Linked DNA regions of Mus musculus: regions 1, 2, 3, 4, 5 and 6 are each linked to region 7. A link is a loop called in an ENCODE intact Hi-C map of the cell type or tissue named here. Cell type or tissue: left cerebral cortex. All regions are shown on one strand. Region 1 has its middle 22 kb from the start of Gm36751. Region 2 holds the start of 9230102K24Rik (RIKEN cDNA 9230102K24 gene). Region 3 has its middle 37 kb from the start of 9230102K24Rik. Region 4 has its middle 31 kb from the start of 9230102K24Rik. Region 5 has its middle 4.8 kb from the start of Gm36751. Region 6 has its middle 50 kb from the start of 9230102K24Rik. Region 7 has its middle 140 kb from the start of 9230102K24Rik.

The links. A loop is a pair of places that touch in the nucleus more often than their neighbours do. Peaks named below come from ENCODE experiments on the same cell type or tissue, not always from the same donor. Only the 100,000 strongest peaks of a DNase experiment are listed, where the experiment ranks them.
Region 1: a loop joins it to region 7, with 2.1 times the contacts of the local background. A loop is called at or near these places in 2 of 42 quality-filtered maps.
Region 2: a loop joins it to region 7, with 2.2 times the contacts of the local background. A loop is called at or near these places in 3 of 42 quality-filtered maps.
Region 3: it touches region 7 in a loop (2.8-fold over the local background); 4 of 42 quality-filtered maps call a loop at or near these places.
Region 4: it touches region 7 in a loop (2.4-fold over the local background); 4 of 42 quality-filtered maps call a loop at or near these places.
Region 5: it touches region 7 in a loop (8-fold over the local background); 6 of 42 quality-filtered maps call a loop at or near these places.
Region 6: it touches region 7 in a loop (3-fold over the local background); 9 of 42 quality-filtered maps call a loop at or near these places.

Annotation. Positions count from the first base shown.
Region 1 is chr10:110,704,135-110,708,134 of GRCm38, reverse strand. No RefSeq gene overlaps it. Among named protein-coding and RNA genes, the nearest start is that of Gm36751, 22 kb to the left of the region's middle. In left cerebral cortex, CTCF peaks have their summits at 283 (motif pointing right) and 2,235 (motif pointing right); a DNase peak (open chromatin) is centred at 293.
Region 2 is chr10:110,598,378-110,602,377 of GRCm38, reverse strand. It overlaps 9230102K24Rik (RIKEN cDNA 9230102K24 gene), which reads right to left and starts at 1,728. Exons shown (of 3, transcript NR_028438.1): 1 at 1,158-1,728. In left cerebral cortex, a CTCF peak has its summit at 1,827; a DNase peak (open chromatin) is centred at 1,794.
Region 3 is chr10:110,561,546-110,565,545 of GRCm38, reverse strand. No RefSeq gene overlaps it. Among named protein-coding and RNA genes, the nearest start is that of 9230102K24Rik, 37 kb to the left of the region's middle. In left cerebral cortex, no CTCF peak of the experiment used is centred here; DNase peaks (open chromatin) are centred at 1,828 and 2,235; H3K27ac peaks cover 1,269 bases.
Region 4 is chr10:110,567,855-110,571,854 of GRCm38, reverse strand. No RefSeq gene overlaps it. Among named protein-coding and RNA genes, the nearest start is that of 9230102K24Rik, 31 kb to the left of the region's middle. In left cerebral cortex, no CTCF peak of the experiment used is centred here; DNase peaks (open chromatin) are centred at 467, 1,170 and 1,530; H3K27ac peaks cover 1,427 bases.
Region 5 is chr10:110,731,393-110,735,392 of GRCm38, reverse strand. No RefSeq gene overlaps it. Among named protein-coding and RNA genes, the nearest start is that of Gm36751, 4.8 kb to the right of the region's middle. In left cerebral cortex, a CTCF peak has its summit at 1,861 (motif pointing right); a DNase peak (open chromatin) is centred at 1,870.
Region 6 is chr10:110,648,752-110,652,751 of GRCm38, reverse strand. No RefSeq gene overlaps it. Among named protein-coding and RNA genes, the nearest start is that of 9230102K24Rik, 50 kb to the right of the region's middle. In left cerebral cortex, a CTCF peak has its summit at 1,686 (motif pointing right); DNase peaks (open chromatin) are centred at 1,701 and 2,436.
Region 7 is chr10:110,454,437-110,458,436 of GRCm38, reverse strand. It overlaps a transcript of Nav3 not described here. Among named protein-coding and RNA genes, the nearest start is that of 9230102K24Rik, 140 kb to the left of the region's middle. In left cerebral cortex, a CTCF peak has its summit at 2,396; DNase peaks (open chromatin) are centred at 2,388, 2,868, 3,214, 3,948 and 1 more place; H3K4me3 peaks cover 2,231 bases; H3K27ac peaks cover 2,308 bases.

The DNA.
Region 1 (4,000 bases), 250 kb before region 7:
TCAGGGCACTGGTCTCAGAACTCAGAGCCATATTATCTTATTTTATTTACTTAATCTTGGTAACAATGCTCTCAGGTAAGTATAGTTTACCATGACCAGGGCACACGTCCTTCTATATTGGCTGCAGGCCACAGGATTCAACTGGGTCACTGTTCTGTGCAACCACGAGAAGACTACCTTACGCAGAGCTTGACGTTTCTGTCCTCTCACAAGCTGCAACGAACGAGTCATCATGCATTGCAACCTCGAGGATTCGAGAGGGTCTGACACAGGGGGGCAGCACAGAGACGCTGCATAATAAAAGAAAATTAATGTCAGACACTCTCTAATTAAACTCTCGTCTGCTCTCATATATTAAGGTTAAAGTCATAATGAAATTAATTATCACCGTTTCCATCCTCCTCTGCATGTGCTGGTTTTGCATAAATTGACAGAAAAGGGAACCGAGAGGCACAAGATCAATAGCCCAAGTCGCCAGGAAAGGGGAGATGTCCTTTGCTCTGGACAACGACTTCTAGCTGCTTTGGTTAAACAGTAACCAAAATTTGAGCCTGAAATGTTAAACTCAGCAGGCCTGTCAGTTGGCGGCAAGTCCTCTGCCCTCCTGTTCAGTGGAGATTGATTGAATCAGAAAGTCAAGTTCCAGGAATCTAGGGCTGCACTAGGCCAGATGATTTCAGGTTAATATTTGATCTTCCAAAGGCCAGGGAAATGCATAAACAAAAACATGACCAAGCCACGAGCAGCCTTGATAGTACAGTTCCCATACTAGAGTCGGGGGACATAGTTGGATGGAGTGTTGTAGGTTAGTTTTTGATGATTTCAGACCCTCAGAGGGTATTTGGGAACAAAGAGCAGGCGTGATAAACACAGACATGTGGTGGAGGTGGCTGGAGTAGAAACCAATTCGCCATCAATTTCTATGATTAGCATCCTGGAGAGGATGCAGAAATATTCAGGGGGTTGGCCTTAATTATCCTCTAATGAAGATTTGATTTAATTTCTTGTTCTCTCTCATTCTTGTTTTCCTCATGGGCTGGCGTTGCTTTGTAATTTCACAGCGTTTGGATTCTAAGCGACATGCTCTCAGCTTTGCAGGGGGTGGGGGGGCTCTCTGAAGGAGAGGCGAGGTCAACCTTGCAAGTTAGATTAATTCATGATGTGGGATCTGCTCTCGCTATTGCTTGAATAGCCAGCCCATGTTTACCGAGCACCCGGATAGAAGAGTATAGCAGCGGTTCTCAACCTGTGGGTCACGACCCCTTCACAGGGAGTTGCCCCGCCCCCCCCCCCAAAAAACAAAAAAACCCAAACAAACAAACAAACAAAAAAACAACCCATCGGAAAACATAGATATGTACATTGATTCATAACAGCAGCAAAATTAGTTATGAAATAGTAATGAAAGTAGTTTTATGACGGGGGGGTCACCCCAACATGAGGAGCTGTATAAAAGGAAGGTTGAGAACCACAGTGTTACAGAGAGAAGCACTGTGTTAGGCACTTCCATCAACATGTTTAATTACTGCTATATTAATTTAAATTTTTCTTTGTAATCAAAATTCCATGTCCACACACACATTGTAATTTTATTTTTAAGTAAAAGGGTGATTTTTTGTTAGAACTTAGGAAAAAAAAAAGCTTAATTCAGGTTAGGTGAAAATCCCAGCTACTGTCACAATGGAGAAAGGGCATGCCTGCCAGGTTGGACAATGTATTAAGAAAAAAAAAAAGAAGCGTCGGGAATGGGGATGGGCTAAAGAGCTGTGGAGTCCCACAGCCTGGTCAAGTAATTCTATAAGGTGCTTCCTAAAATGCACAGGGTTTTCTGATGAAACCCTCTTCTTCCACAACCCTCATTGCCAAATAGCAAACAACTTAAGCTATCTTAGGTATTTTTGCTGGTGTTTTACAAATACTTGCGTGTCTTTCTTGAGTTTTCGGTTTTAGCCATTATTTACCGTTTTCTTGCTATGGAGGATGAAGGTTCATCCTTTTTTACTGCCATCCTTTTCCTCCCAGTCTCTCACACACATCTCCATCCTTTATAATGCACTTAATGCATTCAAATATGTGGGTGAATTCACATCCAGATTTTTAATAACTTTCACCATTCAGTAGATGGTTAATCTTTTTATTGAATTTTGAAGTATTTTATTTTAAATTATGTGTACATGTGCATGTCTGTATGTAGGTTTGGGCGTGTGAGGGAAGTACCCACAGAGGCCAGAAGGGGGCGGCAGACCTACGGAGCTGGAATTACATGGGTCGCGCGCTGCCTTGTGGGCACTGGGAACTTTGTCCTCTGCAGGAAGCCGATCATGCAGTTAACACGGAGACATTGCTCCAGGCTCCTGGTTACTTGTAATTTATAGCAGAACGTCATTATTTTCCTTTTAAGGTTCAAGATTTGTTTGTTCTGAGATTAATGATTATCTTTTTTCCTTTTTTCTTTTTTTTTTTTTTGTAATTCTTTTCTTCTACCCACTTTTAATTTTATTGTTAATTTTGTTTTTTTTTTTTGTTTTTTCTTGATAAGGGGTTTCTATGTTGTGCTTGAATTTGCGATCCTGCAGTCTGAGCCTCACGAGTTGCTTGCTGGCTAATGAAAAGAATTTACTTACCATGAATTTAACCCTATGTTCTCCCCAGTTGTCAAAATCTTCAAAGAACAAATACAGAGATATTCTATCATCGTTGGAAGAGATATTCTATCATCTTCAGGAACTCAATACTCCTTCTTTCTCTCTGTGTTGGGTGTTGTGTTTTATAAAATGGTGTGAGCGCCTCAGCAGGCCCATGCCGAGGCGTTCCCTCTGAGTTATCCACCATAGCACAGGCTTAGTATAAAAGGGAGTTTATTTGGTGGGGAAGGGAAGGGGGCCTAGAGGAGGGAGTAGAGTCAGAGAAAGGTGAGGGACAGAGGACAGAGAGAGGAGAGAGGAAGAAAGAGGGGAAGAGACCAGCCTTGGTGTGTGTGTGTGTGTGTGTGTGTGTGTGTGTGTGTGAGAGAGAGAGAGAGAGAGAGAGAGAGAGAGAGAGAGAGAGCGAGAGCTGAACAGTCCTTTACAGCCTTACCTGGCTGTTGCTAGGTAACTGTTGGGCGGAGCCTAGAGCAAATGCTAACATTGTATCCTTTCAATCATGAGTCCTCTATACTCATTCTCTATTTTCATGGATTCATCCTTCAGCTTCCAGAGAATATTAGGATGGGAGGGGAAGCTTTTAAGATTTTCCAAATTCTAAGCTGCATTTATCCCACCTTCACACCAGATAGTTCAGTTGGATACAGAATGCTACATGGTCAGTCATCTTCGTTCTCAGCTTACAGGTCACTGCCTTGCTTCATCGCTTCTGCTGTTGTTACTGAGAAGCCAAAATACCATCATTATGTTTGATAGTGTATGAAATCTATTCTCTGTGAATGATTTGTGTGCACATGCGCACTCATGCGTCCGTGCATGTGTGTGCCTGTGTGTTGGCTAGTTTTATGTCAATTTGACACAAACTAAAGTTATCTGAAAGGCTAGAACTTCAGTTAAAATAGTGAGAACTTCAATTAAAATAGTGCCTCTATAAGACTGGGTTATAAATAAGCCTATAGGGCATTTTCTTGATCAGTGATTGATGGGGAAGGGCCCAGCTCATTGTGGGCAGTGCCACCCCTGCTGCTGCTGGCCCTGCGCTCTATAAGAAAGCAGTCTGGGCAAACCAGAAGGAGCAAAGCCAATAAGCAGCACCCTTGTGTGGACTCTGTGTCAGATCCTGGCTCCAGTTTCTTGCTCTATTTGAGTTCCTGCCCTGACTTCAACCTCATTGTCCATCACTGAAGGAAGTCAGGGCAGGAATTCAAATAGAGCAAGAAACTGGTGAATACACAGTAGTTCTACTTTTACATGTCCATTTTGTGTAGAAAGCATAACATTCCCATAACATTTCACAGGAAGTTTTCAGCTTGAGTAACGACCCACCACCAGCCTCGTGCTTCATAAGGTAAGCT
Region 2 (4,000 bases), 140 kb before region 7:
TGACGGCTGTCAAATAATTAAGCTACACTTAGAGGAACCAAATGAGTTGGCTTTGTGAAGTTGCTTTTCCTAGATTGAAATGCAAGCACAGAGAATACAAGGTGAGACCGGCTGAGTGGCAGTCTACACATTCACCTTTCCCCTCCCTTTCTCTCCATCCTTATTAGGATTGAAAGGGACTTATTAGGATTGCAAGGCACTCAACAGTATATTTTTTAATGGGTCATTTTATTTATTTACATTTCAAATGTTATCCCCCTTCCCACTTTCCCCTACACAAACCCCCTATCCCTCCCCTCCCCCTGATTCTATGAGGGTGCCCACCCACCCACCCACCCACCTACTCCCACCTCACCTCCCTAGCATTCCCCTACATTGGGGCATCAAACCTTTATAGGACCAAAGGCCTCCTCTCCCATTGATGCCAGATAAGGCAATCCTCTGCTACATATGAATCAACAGTATATTCTAAGACTCATATCCAGGTAAAATTCTTAGAGAGAGAGAGAGAGAGAGAAGGAGAGAGAGAGAGAGAGAGAGAGAGAGAGAGAGAGAGAGAGAGAGACTGAGACTTATTTCCTTGATGTGATTTTCTTGTGATATACAGGATGTCCCAAGAAAGGGGTGTAACGTATGAGGTTTGGGACTTTGATGTAAAATTTAGCTTTACTTCTCGGTGCTATTGCCTCAGCCAGCAACCAATTTACAGAATCTCACTTATATCATCTGTAAGTATAAAAGATGTGGCTTAAAGGAGGTGCCCTTTGTGAAGAGCTTTCTCTTAAGCTTCATCACTGGCAAGTCCTTAATAAACCTGAGCTTGCATTATTTCTATTGCTATCCATTTGAGGCAGGGTTTCATGTAGCCCACTCTGTCCTCAGACTCACCATGTAGCCAAGGACAACCTGTTTCTGGTCCCCCCTGTCTTTCCCTCTAGAGACTATTGGCACGTGCAATATACAGAGCCAGAGCCCGAACCACCAAATTCCCATGTGAGAGGCCAGAACCTCACCAAACTGAGACACTCCCCAGCTAACCTTCCCATTTTCCTAAGTAATGTCTGCTTGGCTCACCAGGAAGCAGACTGTTAAACTTGCAAAGAGAGGGAGAGAAATTGTTAAAGATTAAAAAAAAAAAAGGCACCTAAAATTCTTACCTTTGCCATGAGCCTTTTGAAATTGAATAGTGGCGCCTTACTGTGTGGAGTCCACAGTGTTACAACACATGCGCTAGCTTGACCTTGAAAGATATTGTCCTGGCTTTAGATATTCCTTTAGTGTTTCAGCAATCAATACTTGTCCTTAGATTATAGCCTTGTGAGCAAATCCATCTTTCTTTCTTCCCTCCTCTCCTTTCTTTCTCTCTCTCTTTTTTGATGAATAAATAAAGGACCTAGCACACCATCCGGGTGCGAATATTTCCCTCTATAAGTTGATATACCATCAAGTCCAGTGAGCAGATAGTGGAGGTTGGGAAACCCTCTGTAGACAATGAAAACCAGTATCGGAGGAAGAGGCGACTCATTAGCTCGACTCAGTTGCTTTTCCTAAGGATTTCCTTAAGTGGAGTGTGTGTTAATGAGTAATGGCATTCACATCCTTATGGACTCAGGCCATCGTCCCTTCGTGGCCGGCCTGTGCTGCTTTGTGGCTCCCCCTTTTTAATTTTGAATCCAAGCTCATTACGTTAATAGCTCAGCGCTTGCTTTCTCAGGCACTGTTAGAAATAGACTGTAAGCACCGAGTGCGGCGCTTCCCTCCTTCTGCCCACTCTTCCCATCATGGCAGTCCTCGGAAACAGCCCACAGGAAATCAGTATTTCTCAGTGGCTTGTGTGGGAAGTGCAGACTATTGTGTGTGAGTGTCACAGCCAACTGCTTGGCAGGAAGTCATTTTTTTTTGGAAAAGCTAACTGAACAAACACCTTCCATTGTCTACGGAGGTTCAAAGTCCCATGAAACTTCCTTATTGCTATCTCTAAACTAACTTGGGAGCTGTAAACACATTTAACCCCTTTGTTCCTGAACGGATGGGTTTATTGAAGGGCCTTTCCCTCAGTAATTAAAAAAAAACAAAAAACAAAACACTTTACTATGGTATTTTATGTGTATGGATTTTTTTTCCCCTGCGTGTTTGACTATGCACGATGTGAGTGTTTGGGACTCGTGGATGCCAGAGGGATTCCTTGGTCTCTTGAGCAGGAGTCATAGATGACTGTAAATTATACAGTCAGGCTCCTCTTTACCTCCTCTTTACAGGAAGAGCAGCCAGTTCTCTTTACCGCTGAGCCATCTCTCCAGGCCCCCTCATTAATTTTTTTTTAAATCCTATTTTGATTTTCCTTGGAGAATGCAGAGGGGCAATCAGTCCATGTGTGTATTCTCTTTCAGGGGATGTTTCTTCCACACCTCATGTCTAACTGTCTGTTGAGGATTGTGTAATTAGTAAGCAAGGGAAAACTATTGACAATATGAGAGTCTCCTTGTGTTCCCCACCGCATTTCTCATTGCTTTGCAAGCCTATAGCTACAATAAAAGGGTTTTTAAAAAGCTCTGCTCAGAATATTTTTAAATGTTGCTAATCATGTTGATAGTCTTATTTATTAAAGTTGTAAAAGAAATGCAGTTTTCCCTAGTGTAATGCAGCTGAGGAGAAACTTAATATTATAAATGAACCTGGTGCTCGTTAGACAGTGAGGGCAGAGACAGAAGATGCTACATTTAACCCAAGGTTGATTGCTACCGCAGTAAATATTTGAAAGGCATTTATAGAAAAGTAGCTGACCTGGGAAATGCTTCAAGAAGCCATTTGCAAAATTCTGTTTGGTTTTAAAATCTGTTCTGTCTAAATTCAAGATCGCAAGATTTTATTTGACAATGAAACTGATTGACATAGAAGATTCTGTCTAGTTTTTTTTTTTTTTTTTTTTTTTTTTTTTATTCCTGTTGTGATAAAATACCCTGGCAAAAGCATCCTAAGAGATCAAGGGTTTGTTTTATTAGGCTGTAGTTACAGGTTACAGTCCATCCTGACAAGAAAGTCAAAGTGTCAAAAAACAAAAAACAAAAAACCCCAAACAACAACAACAACAATAACAACAACACCCCCAAAACCTCAAGAACCCAAGTGTCAGAAACTCTAAGCTGGTCACGTTACATCAATAGTCAGAAGAAGAGAGCCATGAACATGTGCGTGTGTTAGTGTTCAGCTTACTTTCTCTAGCCTTACAAGTTCAGCTTCCCCTGCCTAGGGAATGGTGCCACCCACACTAGGCAGATTGCAGATCTTCCTATATCTATGAACAGAATCAAGGTAATTCCCCCAGGCATTCTCGGAAGCCCATCTCACAGGTGAGTGTAGATTTTTGTTAAGCTGACAACTAATAAAGATGTTGAATCTGCTTTCTCAGGTTTGTGTAAGAGAAGCATTGTCTCATAATCTTCCATGGGTATCCTAGACAGATCTTCTGTTTCTTATGCAGACAGCCCCTCTTACATGTTGCAATAGGAATTTCACAAGTTTAACGAGGGCACTTTGTTGTTTCATAGGATGAAAAATCTGGAATTTCCTTTCTTTTCTTTATCTTAATATCTTTCCCAGGACAGTAGTTTTGTTCATATTGAGATAGAGTTCTTACTCTCTAATAACATTTAGACCCCATATAGTTTTAGATATCTATGATGCCATTACATGAGAACTAAAGCCTGCTTCCTAATATCTTGAAAATAGAAGAGTGGCCCATGATCCTCTGGGACTTGATTACTATGATTGTCCAAATCATTTTAGTAGCTATAATTTAAGAGTCCATTTCCCCCTCCATGATAGCAGTTGCTGTTGCTTGTGTTGAGTATGGATAGTGATTGGCTCTTTTCCTTTTGAGCCTAACAATCATACTGTATTAGTACACATCCTGTATTATTTCATTCAACCTCAAAGCCCCATCTCTAAATAGAATCCCAATGGTAATTAGGTGTGTTGCTATATTGTTTATGTCTACATT
Region 3 (4,000 bases), 110 kb before region 7:
GAAATGGTCTCTTCGAGAAATGGCTGTAGAAAAAGGATCAGAAAAATGGCAGTTTAATGCAGACAGAGGAGAATTTCACAAGATCATGACCCTAGACAGAGAATTCCCTTTTTGGTTGTCCCAATCCTAAATTGTGAGCCCCCAAACCATAAATACACACACACACACACACACACAAACTCAGCAGGTTATGTATATGTATTTGCACATACATATATGCATGTATTTGCACACGTACATATATGCATTTATATCAGTGAAAAAGAAGCAATCAGCTTGAGAGTTGGTAGGTGAACATAAGAAGGGTTGGAGAGCATGCTTGAGGGGCTGGAGGGAAGAAAGGGAGAGATTCAGTGACGTAATGCAGGCTCAGCAACCACAAAGCCAGGAGAGGGTGTCAGATCTCTAAGAAGTGAACTTAGGACAATTGTGATCTGCCACGTGGGTGTTGGGAACGGAACCTGGGGCTTCTAATAGGGCAGCAAATGCTCTAAATGAACGAGCCATCTGTATAGCACCGCCCCCAAAGAGCTTGAAATTGAGTTTGTATAACGGATTTCTTCAGACACATAACGAAGTAATAAGAAAAAGATGTTTCTTATTACTCATTTATCAAGAGGTATGAAAGCATCTATTTAGCCTTTCTTTACATACATAACCTTTGAAATGTTGAAAAAAAATGAGTAAACTAGCAAGCTCTTCACATTCAGGGCATCAAGTAATATTTGCTGGTCAGTATTTTACCACCACAGTAATTTATTTTTCTAGACCATAGCGTGAAATATTTGGACAATCCTTAAAGAAAAATGAAATCAAAATGAAAATATCTGTTTTGAAATTAGGCAACTCATTCTTTTATATTATAGATCTTTTCTTTGTTATTTTAATTATCCCTTCTTATGCCATCATTGGACTAGCAAATTGCTGTTGTTGAAGAGAAACACGTGCCTCTAGTATTAGCCATTTAAATTGCCCTTTATGAAAAAAAATAAAAATGAAGACTTTTGATATGAGGAGACTGCTTGTATCTACTACTCCACTTTGAGCAAAAAAAAATATAAAAGACTTTCTTTTTGACACAGGTTATCTCTGTATATCCTTGGTTGTCCTGGAACTTGCTCTATAGACCAGGCTAGCCTCAGACTCACAGAGATCCTCCTTCCTCTGCTTCCCGACTGCTGGACTTAAACTGTGCATCACCACTGCCCAGATTGTAAAAGACTTTCATCATATCATCATCATCACCACTACCATCAGTTTTCATCCTGAGTGTAGTTTCCCCTCCCTCCTCTTCTCCCAGTTTCTAACCCCCACCTCCCCTCCCAATAAAACTCTCCTCCATTTCTTTTCAGAAAAGGGCAGGCCTCCCATGGATAGCAACCAAATATGGCATATCAAGTTGCAGCAACACTAGTCACCTCCCCTTCTATTAAGGATGGAGGAGGCAACCCAGAATGAAGAAAAGGGTCCCAAAACCTGGCAAAAGAGTCCTCTTCCCATTGTTAGGAATTGCACAAGAAGATCAAGCTTACCAATGGTAGCATAAAAGACTTTCTTAAAAAGGAAGAATGTACTCTGAATCGTTTTGTGCTGAGTCTTTATAAGGAAATGTAAATGAAGATAGAAATACTACATCTCATTGACACACACACACACACACACACACACACACACAACTTTTGCTTAATTCTCTTGAAAACCTCATACCCCCAGATAATCACTGAGCTTAGAAAAGTTGCTGAGATCCTGATTGAGAAGGCAGACTCAGAGTAGAGAAGTGCAAAATAACAGCCCATATGCTAAGCCACATGCATTATAAGGCTCAATACTTCTGAAAGAAGCTTTCAAAGGCAAGAGAGAACTCCAAATCTGGAGCCCACAGAGACATCTGGTGCCTTAGAACTTCCCATTTTTCTTTGGCAGATATTTTAGCTAATTTTACCACCTTGGTCAGATGTGTGATTCCTTTTAAAGCTTATTCTAATTTTAACATAGTCTCCTGGTTTCACTCTCTACTGTCAGGACCAAACTTTTAATGGCAACAGTAGGTCATTTAGCAATTTCTTAGAAGGACAAAGTAAGGCTGGACCATGTAATTAATATAGTGGGCACACGATCTGATTTTTAAAGATTTGATGCAATTCTCCAACTTTGCCTTCTAACAAATGCACGTGGGAAAAATAATGGTTGAATCAATATGTAGAAAAACCCTTGAATCTCAGTCATTGCTCATTATGACTGTGCAGGAGCTAACTCTGCCAAGACTGCTTTGAGAGGTCTCACCATTGTACTGCGGACTCCTAACAAACCAAACTCTAGGGCTAGGCCTGTGCCTATGTCAGAGTGTGAATTCACATATACCTGATGTGGATGGTTAAGTAGGACCCGGAATTGAGGAATCACTATGACAAATGTGCCAAGATAGGCATATAAGGATTACGGAGTAGCAAGAAGGACTCACTTGAAGATGAAGAGTGTGAATGTTCAGCTGTATTTGCGACACTTGGAGTTCAGTGGTGTTCATCCTAGAACTGAAAAGAAGTACCTTACCCACCTTCCTCAAATGATAGATTAGGAGAAATGACCATTGTAATAAACTCCCTGAGTCTTCATAATGAACAACATAGTGATTCTAACTTCTATTCTAGATATACGTACATACATACGTGTACACACACACACACACACACACACACACACACACACACACACCAGATCAAATATTCCAATGCATGGAAAACTTGGAAATAACCCAATTTTTGTTTTTATTCATGACTTCCATTTTCTTCTATTTTGTTTCATCACATCAGAAAAGATCCAAGTGTTTCATCAGAGCATCTTTTTAAAAACGACAATACATTTCTTAGACTATGGAGTCATGTGCTATCAAATTAAGAGAGAACAGAGAATGTGAAAATTGTAGTTCACCCATCCATCTGATCAAAAGCTAGATGATCTCCTCCTGCTTGTACTATCTGCCTCTGGACTGATGATGAGTCCCTAGGCAGGTTTACTCTGGCACCTCTCTAAGTTCAGCTCTCCATAAAATATTTCCCTGAGAATACTTCAAGAAATATAATGCAGAATTAGAAGCCCCATCATGGTGATCACCACTCACTGTCAAAGCCACTTGCCCAACTGCAGTACCACTCAGTGCCATTTCATCCACTGCTTTCCTTTGCCTCTCATAGAGTTAGAGATAGTATTAGCCTTCTTGTCTAAATAGTACAGAATCTAAAGCTCTGAGGGGTTGTTAAGATGAAATAAGCTTTTCTGTATATGATCTACATACACCTAGGCCCCAAGGAGTAACTTTTAAAGACGAATGTTGGTAATTACTCAAAAACTAAAATGCATTCAAGATGAACTGGCCTGAAAGAAATATTTCATTGAGTAAATTGTAGCTCATGCAAAGAAGTATTTCATGCCGTTGGCCGGCAGTTGTTACCTTCTAATGATGTCTCTAGAGACATATTCAATCTGATGTAGAACTGACAAGTGATTCATTTGTCCACATTGTTCAGAAAAAAAATGAGTCAAAATACATATTGAATAATACAGGTATCAACTTACACTTATAAGCATTAATGGCTTTTGACTCAAAGCCTAACTAAATTATGCTACATTTGTAGAATGTCTTCTAGTCATTCCCAGGTTGGTAAATGGAGCTCGAATTAAAATGATGAGAACTATATTTGGAAGACATGGTGGTTTTACACCATGGGTTTGGGCTGCTAAAACTTCTATACCGGTGATTGTAACTACATCTATTCCAGCCTTTCCTATTAGCAATCAAACACAACAGGGTGGCTGTTGCTAAGATTATATCTCATGATACCAAAAGATGAGGCAAATGCAGCTATAAATTATTTTTAAAATAAAGTAGATTAAGGAATTATTGATCCCTCTTTTCTCATATTGTCTAGCATAACTGATCTTTTGGCATGTGGCCTATCCTATTCCCTAAAATGATTTAGGCTCTGGGTTGCATTGAGTAACA
Region 4 (4,000 bases), 110 kb before region 7:
GGTTTCACTCATATATGAGCACACTCAATTACACTAGATCTGGCAAGAACTCAGAGAATTGTATTAACATGTTTCATTGACATCATGTTGACATGCCAGATTCAGGAAACTCATAGAGTTCATGAGAGCATTCTTTGTCACACGGGGAAGGAAGAAGGGAGAGGGAGGAGAGGGTAAATCTTACTGGTCCCTGTCAAAGGCAATAGCAGCAAACCTTAGCTCCAGGATAAGAATAGGGAGTGAACGCCACTGTGAACACAGACATCCTGTTGTTGATTTTGCAATGGAGTGAAGAATGGCCAACAAGTTTCCCACGTCTTGAGAAGGTAGTGTTGAGGATGTGAATAGATAATTACCAGCAGATAGGGACACACACAAGCTTCGTCCTTGGGGACCCAAGTGACTAATCATGCTTTCTTGGGAATGTTAACTTACAGCAACTCAGGCTCACTTTATCTGCCCACACAGACATTGGGCATATGCCTTGTTCTCTGACAGGGGACTGTGTGTTCGCCTGTTTGCATGCTGGATTGTCGAAGTCACTCTGAGTACACAGTTCATTAAGACTTCACTTTCTAAGCAAAACCCTTTCAGAAGTGTAGTACTCAGTCTCCCTGAATTGTGCCCTTTCCTGCAGTGGCTTCTGCTGTTTGATTCTTCCCATACCTCCAACCCCAGCACACTGGCCCTTTTCTGACATTTATTTGGTTCCACGTTTTCCCTCTTTTCTGAGAACATAGCTAAGCTCAATTTTGGTTATTGCCTCCTGCAAACCAGCTTTCTCAATATCATCCTCACCACAAAAGCCATCCTGAAAATTATATTCTCCGACTAAGTGTTGTTTAGCTAACATGGGAGCTCCAAACATCTGTAAACTCAGGAAATTTTACTGATAACCACACCCACTCCCAACTCACGCATCTGAAAATTTCTAAACCATAGTGTTTCCAGAATAAAGGTCTCTTCACTCTGGATGTGGGTCATCTCCATGCCCTGTGTCACAGGCTCTCCATCTCCTTACAATTCTTTTCCAGTCTTTCTCTCTTTGGAGCCACTGAGGTTTGAAAGCTCTTTCTCTTTTCACGGATGCTTTCCTGGAGACCGTTGATTCCAAGCTCTCCCAACTGCGTGAGTTATGCAAGTGTGAACATGTTTCTCCCCCAACTCTAAAAACAGACGCTCCCATCTATTTTTGGTACTCATAATAAAGACAAAGGCTAAAAATGCAAAGTTGGCATTGGTATAGACTTTGAAGAGACAGGAAGTGTTAGCAAAATTCAGATTCCAAGTCATCCACACAATCCAAACTAGGACTGAGAAAATGAAGCTTCGAATTGTGCTAGTTTGTGTATGTATTCTTATTATCATCATTTCTTTGCTCTTTCAGATATTTACGAAACAAAAAAAGATTATGCTGAATACAGAAGTAGTATTGTACAATACCTGAGTAATGTGTCCATAGTACAAAGTGAAGATGTACTGAGATTTTAGTTTGTCCGGTAAACACAACACATTGGCTTGCAGATGTTCACGGAGCATGGGGATTTTTAAAATGGAAGGTAAATATAAAATGTAGCTCCCATCTTTAAATATAATCTCTCTCCTCCATCTCTCCCTCCCCCCTCCACACACACACATATACATATTTAAATAAAACCATAGAGCATATGTAAGGCTCTATCTATGCTTTTATAAACCATAAACTATGGTTTTTACATAAACTACCATTTGAGAGATTTCTAGGCATTACTGAATTCCCTGATGTCTCTTAGAAGCAAAATGTTTGCTTTTATTGAGTTTATTGACACAGAGGGCCAAGTGAAACAAAATGTCACAGGCAAGATACCGAATCGATTGAAGAGTTTGTTGACTGTTTTTGCTAGTTGTTTTCATTTTCTTCTTTTTTTGGTATTGCTTCTATTAAAGAAGATGATGTCTTCTTATATAAGACTATGGGAAAGATTATTATTACCAGAGGGAGAAATATCCTAGGCATATATCCTGCACATGGATTCTCTGTCCTCTGTTTACCAGCAAAATACTCACTCTTCACTCTCTGCCTGACCCCACTCTTCCCTATGATAACCAGAGCAAATCAGGATATAATTGTCCATGAATCATGGAAAGAGAGCTTCTTTTACATTAAAAAAAAACCTACAAATGCACTTTATTATACCATTTGTTGTTTATGTCAATATGAAACCTTCAGTTGAAATCTCCATATCAGTTAGAACTCATCTGTCAGAAAGTTATGCAATTCTCAACTAGTAGAGTTTTTGAATATAAATCTTTAATTTGCAGTAAGATGTGGAGCTTTGGAGTAAATGCTCAGCAGTGGTGTGAGTTGATCACGTGAGATGTCTAGTCTAGGTTCTTGAGAAACTTTGGCACTGACTCCCATAGAGGCTGCACCATTTGCGTCCCCACTGGATTGGGGGGGGTCACCTTTCCCCAAATCCCCATCAACCTATGCTGTCATTTATTTTCTTATTCTTAGCCAGTCTGACAGAAGATAAAAACCAGAGCCATCTTCATTTGCATTTCCATGATGGCTAAAGATGCAGGACACTTTTAAAAATTATTTAATTATATATTTTATTTTATAATTATTTCTTATTAGTCTCTGTTTAGTTCCATTGTCCATTTTTAAAATTGGGCTGTCTGGTTTTTTGTTTGTTTGTTTGTTTTGGTTTTGGTGTTTAAGTTTTGAGTTCTTTTTATATCCTTGACATTAATCCTCTGTCAGACATATAGCTGGCAAAGATTCCCCTATGAGCGGATGCCTGTGCCTACACACACACACACACACACACACACACACACCATAGACCACCTCTTCAATAGAGTAATGATACACTTTGTAGTTCAGATTTTTTTTTACCTTTTATTGAATCTTCATGAGTTTCACATCATGCACCTCAGTCTCACTCACCATCCCATCCCTTCATATCTCTTTGCAACCTCACCCCAAAATGAAAGAGCCACAAACAAACAAACAAACAAACAAAGCATAGAAAACATCTCATTGTGGGAACTGTAGTGTGTTACTGTGTGTCCCACAGTGTGTGCCTCTGTCCACACATCTTTACTTGCAAATGCTCATTGCAATGAGCCATCAGTCCAGTTCGAGGTCTCTGGCTTCATTACAGGAGATCTTTAATTCCATGAGGCCCCACTTGTTGTTTGTTGGTCCTATTTCCTTTCATCTGGTTGTATAGCTTCAAATGTTTCTCTTTCCTCTAGAAGAAGAGTTTCAAGTCTAGGGCTGAAGTGTGAATGTTTGGAACTGATTTGTGTGCAGATCGAGGGATAAAATATCACTAGGTCTATAGATGACACATCTCTGTCTTTATCAAAGAGGCTCATTGGTGCAATATACAGTAGGTAATGCAGAATCCCACAGCTGGCTCAAGTGCAGAGAATACATGTCTATGGACTGTCTTGCCATAAATGGGATATCTGTACCATACCTCAAACCTTCAAGGCTTAAGGAACGTTGTAGAAAAGGTGAGGGGTGGAATTGTAAGAGCTAGAGGTTGGAAGGACTACAGTGAAACAGTTTTCTGGACATGATAAGATTGCTGAATTTGTGAACTCAGGAGCTGTGGTTGTCTGCACAAGATCAAGCCGAATCAACTTTCCAGCAAGCAGGGAGAAGTGGCTCACAAGCTCTGCCCCTTGAAGAGGAGCTACTGACAGTTGATGGCTGCTAGGAGAATAAGAGTCAATTTTTTTTAAAGGGGCATGGTCCTTGGTAGATCGTCCATGTTCCAGTAGATGGCTCTAGGGTCAGCAAGAGTTGCATTCAGTGGATCATAATAAACAAAGGACTTGAAGCTGTGAGGGAGAAATGAAGGCTGGATGGGGCTGAATCTGTGAGGAGTTAGGGGGAGGAGTGTTGTGTTGTGGTGGGGAGTCCGATAAAAATATTTGCATGTGAGGTTCTTAGAGAATTGATTACATATATGTGTAACGGTAGACTCCTTTTCCAAGAGTATTC
Region 5 (4,000 bases), 280 kb before region 7:
CTTTCCACCTGCCTGCTGCTCCCTTTCTGAATTGCTGGCCAATTCTTTTAGAACGGTGTGTTTCTACAAACATGTCCTGTTCTTTCTGGGTCTGGGAGACCCCCTAACTAATACAGGCAGCCTAGTTCTTGTTTTTCGAGGAAGTGGGCAAGGGTAATCACAGGTGGCATTTTGATCTGCCCCCAAGTCTTGCCTTTCAAGTCACTGGCAATCTTATTCGCACAAAAGATTAACACTCACACACACACACACACACACACACACACACGAGGCTGGTTTTGTGTATCAACTTGACACAAGCTGGAGTTATCACAGAGAAAGGAGCCTCCCTTGAGGAAATGCCTCCATGAGATCCAGCTGTGGGGCATTTTCTCAATTAGTGATCAAGAGTGGGAGGGTCCATTGTGGGTGATTGCCATCCCTGGGCTGATATTCTTGGATTCTATAAGAAAGCAAGCTGGGCAAGCCAGGGGAAGCAAGCCAGTAAAGAACATCCCTCCATGGCCTCTGCATCAGCTCCTGCTTCCTGACCTACTTGAGTTCCAGTCCTGACTTTCTTTGGTGATGAACAGCAATGTGGAAATGTAAGCTGAATAAATCATTTCTTCCCCAACTTGCTTCTTAGTCATGATGTTTTGTGCAGGAATAGAAACCCTGACTAAGACAATATGTTATTAAATCTCAATAAAAATATTTATGGCCTGGGCAATTCAGTGTGCATTCATAAAAGCCTTCGCTGGTGTCATTTATTCTTTATGCATTAATTATTAACACTCATAATGAAATAATAATACTATCATGTATTTTCACCACAGAGGACACCCTGTACTTTATGAGAAACTGGGAGCCACTTTCTGCTTGTGTAGCGTATAGTTTTAGGCCATCCACCCCTGTGGCTGGCCAGCAGACAGCCAGCTACCGCTCACTCAGCTCCCCTTAGCCCCATGAAATGGGAACATTAGAGACTTATAAAAATACCAGTCAGATTTATAACGGTAAATCTCCAACCCCAAAATGCCCGCGCAAAGAACACAAAACTCAACTGATATAAATATAAGCTGCACACCTAGGCTGGACAAATGTACCCTACACTGCTCTATTGCCCGTGCACACAGGTCTCTGACTTAAGCCATCCATCCATCCATATGAAAATAAGTATCATCTGTGCTTGAATTTTAGAAAGAAGCCTTTGGTGCTAGCACAGAGCACCCAAACACGGGCTTTTCCCTCCGTCGTCCCACCTGATTGTAACCACGTGGTACCACTCTCCTTCAATTTTAATAGTCTCAAAACAGACCTTCTTACTTGGAATCCCTCTGTGACGTGTTCCTGAAGAACAGGCAAAGTAAGCCAATTAAAATGTCACACCGCATCTCCCTTCTGCTCCAAATATTCATGCAAGGTCAAGGACAAATGTTTTTTGGTGGGTTATAGGTGGTGCTCAGAGATCTGGCTCGTAGGCTGCTGCTTTATAAATCACTCCTTCAGGTTCCTCTCCATATTTGTTCAATTTCCGCCACGCTCGGATCCCTGCTAGTCCACGGCCAGGCTTCTTATTCTGCCCGTGGTTCCAACGCACAAAGACTGTTACTTCTGATGGAACGCTTTTCAGAGACCTGCAACAGTCTCCTTCACATCCTTTAGGAGGACACCAATTTCTATACCAAATAAACCCCTGAAGTTCAGCGGCTTAGCAAGGGGATTTTATTTTTCACTCAAGTCTGCTAATTGTTCCTGGATTTGGGGGTGTGTGTGCCTTTCCTGGGGGTGGGGGCTCTCGGACCTACCCCATTCCTTCCACTGCCTTATCCTTAGGCAGAGCTCCGAGCTGTCTATTTCAGCTTGTAGGGCACAGACACTAGGGGGCGCTAGGAACACTAGGGAAGAGATCTCTTACTCTTCTCACCCTCTCTTGAGGGAAGAAGCAGAACTTCTAGCTGCGCTGGTGGACAGTGCCACATTTGTTGCCACAGAGTTATGGTGAAGAGCAGGAACTCTTGGGGGCAGCTAGAAATTTCTGTCACAGACTGCACTCTGGCCGCCAGACTCCTTGTTTTAAGAAGTCAACACGAAGATCTACAGTTACAATATCCAGGATAAAGTCCAGGAGCTCTGGTGGACATGGATTGTTCTCGAGGAACTAGGGTTCCTCGAGATATATCCTTTGGCAATATAGTATGATATAATATAATATAATATAATATTATGTAATGTAATATAATAATGTAATATAATATAATATGGTATGATACAATATATATATATGTTAGCATAATATAAGACTTCCTCTTAGAATTGTATCTTGAAGGTTCTGGCAATTCCATGTTTTATTTTCATTTTAGGGAGCTTTTAATCTCCTCTCTGATTTATTCAGTGATCAACTGGTCACTCAAGAACTTACTGTTCACTTTCCATGTGTAGTCTCTTGTAGGTTTGGTTTTATTAATTTTTTTTTTTTTGCATTGTGATCTGATAAGATATAAGAGATAATCCAAGTTTGGATTTGTTAAAACTTGGTCTGGAATGTGGTCAGTTTTAGGGAGGGCTGCTGAGAGCAATGTGTCTCTCTTCTGTGGGATGCGCTGTTCTGCAAACACCCATTTAGTCCATTTGGTCTGTGGTGTAGTTTAACTCTGAAGTTTCTTTGCTGGCTTTTAGCGTCCGTGACCTACCCAGAGGAGGGATGCTGAAATCACTCTCTGTCATTGTATCAAGACCTACCTGACCTTATACAACTGTCAGTGTTCATTTTATAAGGAAGCTCAGCATTTGACACATATTTTTCTTTATCATATAGTGATAAGATATATATTTTAACCATCAGACACCATAATCCCATCTGTCATTTTGTTTCCATATTCTGTTTGTTTGTTTATTTGTTTGTTTTCTTCTTTTAAATGCTTCCCACCACTCGAGTCAGCCTGCGGGAGTCTTTATACCACTGAGGCATGGATCTGGTGGGCTACAGGAGGTTGGGTTTAGTTATTCTTTTAAATCTAGTCAGATGGCTTGTGTCTCTTTATTGGTGAGTTAAGGCTTTTTACAACTAAGTGAATTTTCAGAGGCACTTATTAGTAATGTCTGTAATTTTGCTATTTTTCTGATTGGTTGAATTGTTTTGTTTGCTCTCTTTCCTATTAGTATGAAGAATCTGTTGATGCTCTATGCTGGACAAAATGGATTGCTTCCTACCTCTTCTTTGTTCAGGCATTCCCCTAGTGGAATGTAAACTTTCTTGGGTTGTCATGATCGAGGCTGCCTTTCTTCGTTCTCTGTGTTTAATATCTCTTTAAGTATCTTCTGCATTGCTGGGGTGGTGGGGTGGGTCTCATAAATTGTCTTACTTATGTTTGTCTTGAGATATCCTGATTTCTATATCAATTTTAATAGATAATTATATATATGTATATATATACATAATATAATTTTGCATGCTATATCTCTTGTCTGGCAGTCACTTATTTTCAGGGGCTGAATATGTGTCATATTTTATGCTTCCTAGATTAGAGGGCGCTAATGAGAGACTTGATAATATTCTGATGGTCCTCCCTTTGTAAGTAACTTACTTGGGGTTTTCTTTTTTCTTATAGCTTTTAAAACTTCTTTGCTTTGCATTTTTGACATCTTTATGATAACTGCTACCAAGCGTTTCTTCGTTCATGTCCATTGAGGTTCTGAACACCTCTTGGGTTTGACTTTCTCTTTCTCTAGACTTGGGCATTTTTTTTTTTTTTGCAACAATTTCATCTGCTATGTTCTCTGTGCTTCTAGTACTTCTCTCAGCTGGCTCTTCCTTTTTCCCATAGATTCTTAGGCTAGCTTTCTTGAATGTATCACAGCCATTGACACTTCATCTCTCTCTCTGTCTCTCTCTCTGTCTGTCTGTCTTAGAAAGGGTTTCTTTGTGTCGCCCTGGCTGTCCTGAAACTCACTTTGTTGACCAGGCTGGGCACAAACTCACAGAGGTCCACCTGCCTCTGCCTCCCAAGTCCTGGGATTA
Region 6 (4,000 bases), 190 kb before region 7:
TGAGTAAGAATTCTAGAGAAATGGCTCAGTGGGAAGAGCTGCTCTTCCAGTGACTGAGTGTGATTCTGAGTGCCCACCAGTGAGCTTGCAATTGCCTGTATCTTCATCTCCAGGGGCCCCAATGCCTCTAGTTTCCATGGTGTAGTGGCTATTCCTGGTTGTCAACTTGACAATATTTGGAATGAACTACAATCCGGAATTGGAAGGCTCACCAGTGACCCTTATCTTGAGGCTTGGAGATCCTTATCTGGATCTTGGTTTGGAGATCTTAAGCCATAGTGGCTATGGATTCCAGAAGATTGAATCTCCGAGTTTAAGGAACACACCTTTAATCTGGGCTACGCCTTTCATCTGGGATTAAAGGTGTGGCGGAACACACCTTTAATCTGGGCTACACCTTCTGCTGGAGACAATATAAGGACATTGGAAGAAGGGAGTCTAGCTCTTGCTCTTGCTCCTTCGCCTGCTTGCTGCGTGAGACTGAGTAACTGCTAGATCCTTGGACTTCCATTCACAGCTGCGACTGAACAATTGTTGGGAATTGGGCTGCCGACTGTAAGTCATCAATAAATTCCTTTACTATCTAGAGACTATCCATAAGTTCTGTGACTCTAGAGAACCCTGACTAATACACATGGGAACTCACAACAATGTGCACATAGACGCACATGCGTGTGCATTAGTAAGCATAAAACAAATCTCAGAAATAAACGAATTCGGGAGGCTTCCTCAGATCACAGAAAAGGAGGCGTGCAAGCCCCACTTGCTATCTCTCTTGGCAAGTGGCCGTGTCTGCATCCATACAATTAGATGTTAGGATGCAGCTCTGAGATCCTCCTGTGTCCTCAGAGGAGCTAGAGCCGGTACTTCTTTGCATTTCACACTCAGAGTAAGCTCAGTTCATATCAACATATGTCCTTCTCCAGAATGCAATTCAATGAAAGGAGAAGAAACTCTCAGGTGTGCTGGACACGGGACAAACGGAATCCTTGTTAGCGTTTAATTGGAAGAGTTTACACATGGTTGAAAATTGGCATACTACATAGACCTTGATAAAAAAAAAACAAGTTTATCATTTTCAATATTTATTTGCTACCTAGTGTGTGCCAAGCACTCTCTCTTGGCAGGACATTTCCTGGGTGAGCTCATACGTTACTGAGGGATTTGACTGTGAACATAATTTAACTTGATAAGATAGAAAAAAAATGTCTCAGTTAATCAAATTGATGCATTTTAAATTAAAATGTTCTCATTACAATTTATGCTTCTATAGTACACTTATTATGAATACATATTAGGAGTCTACATCTAAACTACACCAAAATAATAAATATTTTAATACAGAAAAAGTCACTTAAAATTCACTTTTAAGCTTACACAGTTTGTCCTAAATATATGAAGGATTGGAGAGCATAGTGTGTGGGCTGCATTTTGTTTGGAATGATTGATTGTGCTAAATGATTACCTTGCAGTTGAAAGAGCACAGGACCTCCTTAACTTTGAAGTATGTGTGCCTTTGGGCTTGTTTCTACTAAGGAAGTTGACAAGGATTTTTTTATTTGCTCTTCTGTGTTAATATTATTGAATCTTTTTCTATAAAAGAAGCTGGTTGTAATTTCAGCTTGAAAGTAGATAAAGAACTTTAAGAAGAAAAAGAAAATTCCTTTCCATACAATTGACCAGAAGGAGGCTCTCTTCCACCTTACTGTAGAGAGTTAGAACAAAAGGTTTCAAACTCATATTTCTAAGTGGCTTTAATATTTCTGATGCTGTTTCCATCATGGGTAGAACTTTGACTTTCTCCCTAGAGAAACAATTAAAATTCTCATCACTAGTAAGAGGATCTTACCAGCTCATTCATATAACATATCTCTTCTGCTTGAATAATAGTTAACAAAAATGTTGGCATAAAATTCTCACAAATTTTAGACACCCCTTTCTTTAATTCTTAGCTTTGTTTTCTCAGTATTGGGCCAGAATTTCTGATGAAATAGACTAAAAGAGTATTTTTTTGGAATAAATCAACAAGGCATTTGGGTTATTTTAAGTATAGGTATGGCCTCTCTCTGCCAAGCCATCTTACTTCATGCAGTTTTAAGTAGGAAACACTACTCCTGTTTGTCAAATGGAATCACAACCTACCCCCAGTGCTGTAATTATGTAGGTCAACAAATCCACTAAGTAGATTCAGAATATCAATCAAAACACTCAAATGTATTTGTAGAGGAAAGAAAGAGCTAAAGGTGTAGGTTCCCAGCCTCCTCGGTGATGTCATGAGAACATGTCGAATCAGTTAGGTAGTGGTGGTCTTCATCGTCAAGCAAGGGAGTTTAGGAGGTTAGAGCAAAAGTAAGTGCTGTTGTTTGTGTTTGAAAGCCTGGCCTTCAACGTGAGGCAGAGGTGGTTATGAAATCCCCAACTGTGACTAATTTTGGAGGAGTAGCAGCTCAGATAAATTGTCTCCTAGAGAAGCCGTTGAAGCCAGTGAGTGATGGGCTGATGATGAATTCTTCTGTGCTGTTCCTGCCTCCAAGGGTTTAGCGCCAGACAGGGCACAGAATAGATTCATGTACAGTCTTGGCACAAAGTAAAGTTTGGGAGAATTGTATTGGGTAGGACAGCTCCCTAAAGATACCACCCCAAAATGCCTTTGCTGGCTCTCTGCAACCCTAGACTACATTTCTGTTATATGGCAAAGAAACTTTGCAGAGGTCATTAAGATTAAGGATATTAAAATAGGGAGATTGTGACTGAATGTGGTGGGATTACATGCCAGTAATCTCAGAATTTAGGAGATAGAGGCAGACGATTGTCAGTTCAAGGCCAGCCTGGGGCACGCATTGTCTCACAAAACCAAATAAATTGGAAAGGGAGATTACATGCCTTATTAGCAGAGAACTTTCTTCATGTGAAAGAAGAAGTTAACAGCAGAACGCTGGGAATTCAGAATGAGGAGAATTTGCTGTGTCTAGGGAGTCACGCACAAGGACTGGTGAGAAGCCACAAGAATGGCCCTTGGCTGATAGTCAGCAAGGGAACAGGGTCCTGGGGCCTCCAGTGTCAAAGGACTGAGTTCTGGGAACACTATGGCCACTATGGCCAGAACCGTTGAGGACTTGTAGCTCTTCTAATATCCCTACCCAAGCTCAGAAAGATTCACACCAGACGTATGTGTTACAGAAAAGGGAATGCCAGGATGGGGAGGCAGGAGTGAGTGGGTGGGTGGGGGAGCATCCCCATAGAAGCAGGGGGAGGGGAGATAGGAGAGCGGTTTTTTTTTTTGAGTGGGGGAGGAACCTGGAAAGGGGATAACATTTGAAATGTAAATAAAGAAAATATCCAATTAAAAAAAAAAAAAGAAACTGTGGTAGCAAATTTGTGCTACTTTAAGTCACAAAGTTCATGATTGCTAAGTTAGCAACAGAAAAACTCAATCATATAAAACATCTTGAAGGAAATGGTACTTTGCCTGCCTGGATGTTGACTATGCCAGTTAGAATGTTATAATGGACCAAAAATTCCATTCCCTACCTGGGGCTTTAGGTGTGGCATATAAACAAACTGTAAAAAACAAAACAAAACAAAACCAAAAACAAAATACCCCCAAACACAGAGATTTGACAAATGAGTTTTTTACTTTTTCTTTAAAAAGCTAGGTAAGTATACCAGTATACTGGCTTAAACCACAACAGATTTGCTATGTAACAGTTCTATAGGTCAGAGGTGTCACTGGGCTAAAATCAAGGCGTGTCAAGCAAGAATGCATTGCTTCTGAACCACCTGGGTGAGAGGACCCCTTTTTCTCACTTCCTGTACTGGTCGGTTTCTTTGCCTTCACTCCCTTCCTCCACGTCCATTTTCCTAACCCCACAGCATTGCAACTTCAGTCCTTTCTTGTAAGACTCCCTGTTCAGCTGCACCCTCCTTGAAATCTTAATCTTCCCATTTCCCCTTGAGTTACTCACACACTCAAGGCCTCCTTTGCCACGTAGGATATCAG
Region 7 (4,000 bases):
AGTTTTGACTTTGGTCATCAATGCACTTAGTAGCCATCAAAGACTCACATCAAAGTCTCACTTACTGTATTTTCTCATTCTGGCTGCTGCAGATGGGCTTCACCCACTGCCTTAGGGTTTTAGGCACTTGGATGTGGAAAGAAAATAGGCTCCCATCAGTACACACACACACACACACACACACACACACACACAAACACACGCGCGCGCGCACATACACACACACAGAGTCTAGGGAGACTAATAAACCTATTATTATAATGCCTAGTAGGTAGCAGGTAAGCAAAGAGATGTCATAGGGGAGTGGCACCCAAACTTGGGTGTGGGACCTGCAGCTTTTTGGTGCGGATTCTGAGAAAGCACCCTCTTAGGAGATGAGGAAAAGTTGCCTGGATACCGTGGTGGGAAGATACACTCAAGCTTGACAGGGGGGAGAGTGAATGTGGCTTGAGTGGAAAACCATGGCACAGGTAATGACTGTCACCTGTTGGAGTTGTTGTGAGGCATGAAGTGGCCAAGGACTAAGATCTGAGAAGCCACTGGCCAGCATTTCTCAGACACCCCCAGTGTTTCTCAAAGTCCAACCCAGACCAGCAAAATGAACATCAAGTTGGATCAGGTTTGAAACACAAATACGTATGAGTTTCCTAGACCAATAGAATGGGGAATGTTGGTCTCGAGAACTCCTAAATCTTTGCTTATGTAACTCCTGCAGGTCATGTGACATGCCAGGGTTTGAAAGACACTTTGCTGTGGCTTGAGTGTTTGTGTCCCTTCAGGTTTCATGCTGAAACCTTGGACAATGCAACAGCATCAGCAGGTGGAGCCTTTGGATGCTGACCATACCATGAAGATTTTTCTCTAACAGAGTTAAATATCTTCAAAGAGATGTTTCAACACATCAGCATCCACGGGGATAAAACTTTTGAATTGTCAGAGACAGAAACCAGTCTCTCCTCTGATTAAGAGCTGGCATCTAGACGGTGGACTCTGCAGCCTATAACTGTGAATCACAACTTTATGTTGTGGACCTGTTAAGTAGTCTCAGTTACTTTGTTTCAGTAGTTTCTGTTCAAGAGTCTGTTTTATTATGATGCTGTTTTGTTAGCCACTGTCCGGTATAAGAAGCTTTCTTGAAGGCACTTAGGAACTTACAAGGCCACATTTCTTTGTCTGAAAGGCTTATTCTGGAGGAAAGGTCAAAAACAAAAACAAAAACAAAAACAAACAAACAAACCAAAACCAAAACCAAAAGTCCATTCATGAAGGTTGCATGGTGATGCAAGGTGTGGGTTCCAGAGGTGAGCTGAGCGGATAGTGAGGTACCAGAGAGAAACTTAAGCCCTATGGTGGGAAGGTTATGTTCACAGCTCATACAACCTATAAAGTCTAAGACTGAAAGAAGGAATATGAATAAATCTTGCTTGCCAGGTGTTGATAGTCTAGACATGGGTTCGCCCCTCCCCAGGACAGCTTCCATTAGCCCCCTCCATATTTATGAAGCATCCACGATCTGTGTATCTCAAGAGAATTCCCTTTCCTTTTCTCCAGGGGGAAGTTTTGTGTTGAAGTTCAACAAAGGTCCTGGGTCGGGTCGTATACGAAGTGATGAAGAGCATTGGTTGGAGTGGAGAACCTATTGGGTTGTAATTTCTTTAGTTCCACCTGTGCATGGTAGTAGCAAACTATGCATGTTGCTTATCATGGTCTGTTTCTGATGTATGTGCTCACTGAGAAGTAGCTTTGAGTTTGGGTAGAAATGGGCAAGACTAGTGTCTTCTTTCTGCTAGACACCCCCACCTCACCCTCAACCCTGTGTTCCTAGCTGCAGGGAAAAGGCTGTTAGAGAAAGGGAGCATTTGAACGATGCTGGAGTAGTGGTTGAAATGTACCTTTAAGCACGTTCTCCAGGCCTGGGTAGGAAGAGAAAAGGAGACATTACTTTAGCTGGAAGGGGGGGTGGGGGTGGGGTAGGGGTGGGAATCCAAGGTATTTGACAGCTATATCTTTCCACCACTACCTTCCTCCAAACCCACGCATCTCTGCTTAGAGTCTGACATGAAACTAAGAGTCTCCTCCCCCTCCCCCCCTTCCCCCGCGTTTGCCTGTGTGCTTTCAATGAAAAAGTCGGTGCACAAGGACGGAAGCCAGAGCGGCTGAAAATAGGTGCATGACTTGTTGAGCATACAAATCATTTCCCCCTTAAACCCTTACTCTCCTTGCAGCCTGTTCTGCAGTCAGGAGAGGTGGCTGAGGCAGGTCACGGAAGAGGTGCTCTCCGCAGGAAACTTTGCTCACCCAGAGAGCGGGCTGGGGCTATTGGGCTCTCGGGGTGAACCTTGGGTGAGCTTGCGGGGCTCCCCTCCTGGCCAGGGCCCCCTAGAGCCGGGCGACGGGTCTGTCTCTTTAAATCCCAGCTGTGCGGCTGGGAAACAGCGCCACTCGCCGCCCAGGCCGGCTGCTGCGAGCTCGCGCTTCGGCTGCCGGCTGCGCGCGGCGAGAGCTCGGCTCGGCCCGCGGGCTGCTCGGTGGCGGCGGCGGCGGCGGCGGCGGCGGCGGCGCGGGGCGGGGAGGCGCGGCCCGGCCGAGAGCGAAGAAAGAGCGAGCCGGGCCGGGGGAAGAGGCGCCGCGCCCGGTCCCGCGCCCGCTCGGCGGCGGACGACGATGTGCCCGGCTCCTGCTTTGCTCGCGTCCTCCCTAAGACGATTTCCATAGTAACCCGATCAAGTGGCTCAGGACCGCAAACCTGAGGATTTCGGCCGGCCCGCCGGCGTTGACCTCGGCCAGGTAACGCTGCGATCTCCTCTACGCCTTGCAAAACCGCCGCGCTTCTTGCAAAGTTCCTTTTGTGGAAAATCGCCCAGCCCCACGCAGCCTGGGGGATTTGCAACAGCATGCTGTGCTACCCAGGTGCTTGCCACGGGCACCCTCCCTGGCACTTCCCCTGCATCTATTATCACATTATTTAAAAATTATTTTGATTGCTTCCTCCACTCTCCTTTTTTTGATTCCCCCATGCTGCTCTCCTGTAGATTTACCCCCCACCCTGAGACTAGTGATGGGGTGGGGGTGCTAAGGAGAAGTCGGGGAGGGGGGGCGGCGGTGGTGAGCACGGTCCAGGGAGTGGCGGGTTCAGATGGGCTGGATGCTCTGGGCTACTTGGAGCATCACACATTGCTTGCACTGGCATTGTGGGGAAGGCTGTCAGCGCCAGGGAGCCCTAAGTCTACAGCCTGATCCCAGAGTCTGTTAGGGAGGGATGCAGGCTTGCGGGTACTGGAGCACTTGGCTGGGTGGCTGGCTAGCATCCATACATCCTAGCTTTGCTCCCCCGCCCCTCTTTGGGTTTCTCTTTCTTGTTCACCATCCTCCGTTTCTTTCTTCTTTTTCTCACTATCCATATCATTCTCTTCCCTTCTTTTCCTCCCTCCTTCTTCCCCTCTTTCCCTTTTCCCCTTTACAAAAAGGGAGGAATCCTTTGTAACCCCCTGGTTCTGCCAGCATGAGAATAACTGTGAAACCAGCAACGTGGCTACCTTAACCTGGTTGTTTTCAGAGCCGTCCTCATCCATCAACATATTTGTTTCCCCGAGTCTATTGATCTCCATGGATTGTGCAGAAATGCATTCTAAGCTGGGCGACTGTACGTCAAAATCGGACTTCTGCAGCTCTAAGTACCACATGTATTGTAAAGACAGTATGAATTTTTAAATATAAATAAGTCACGGGTATAAATAAATACATCTTTGAAAAAAAAATCTAGCGACTCATTTTAGTGCAACTTCCCTCTTCTGTTATCGCTGTGGTCTTTGCTCCTCATTGACGTTTAATTGTAGGGAACTTAGGAGACACCCCTTCCCCTCCTCTAGCTTCTATGGAACATGGAACTTTTATTGTAATTATCGGCTCCTGAACCTGATTGAGTTTGCATGGGCCAGACACTAGAATGAAAAGGTCACAATTAAGGTTCTGGCACTTGCTTCCTGAAATCTAAACTGGT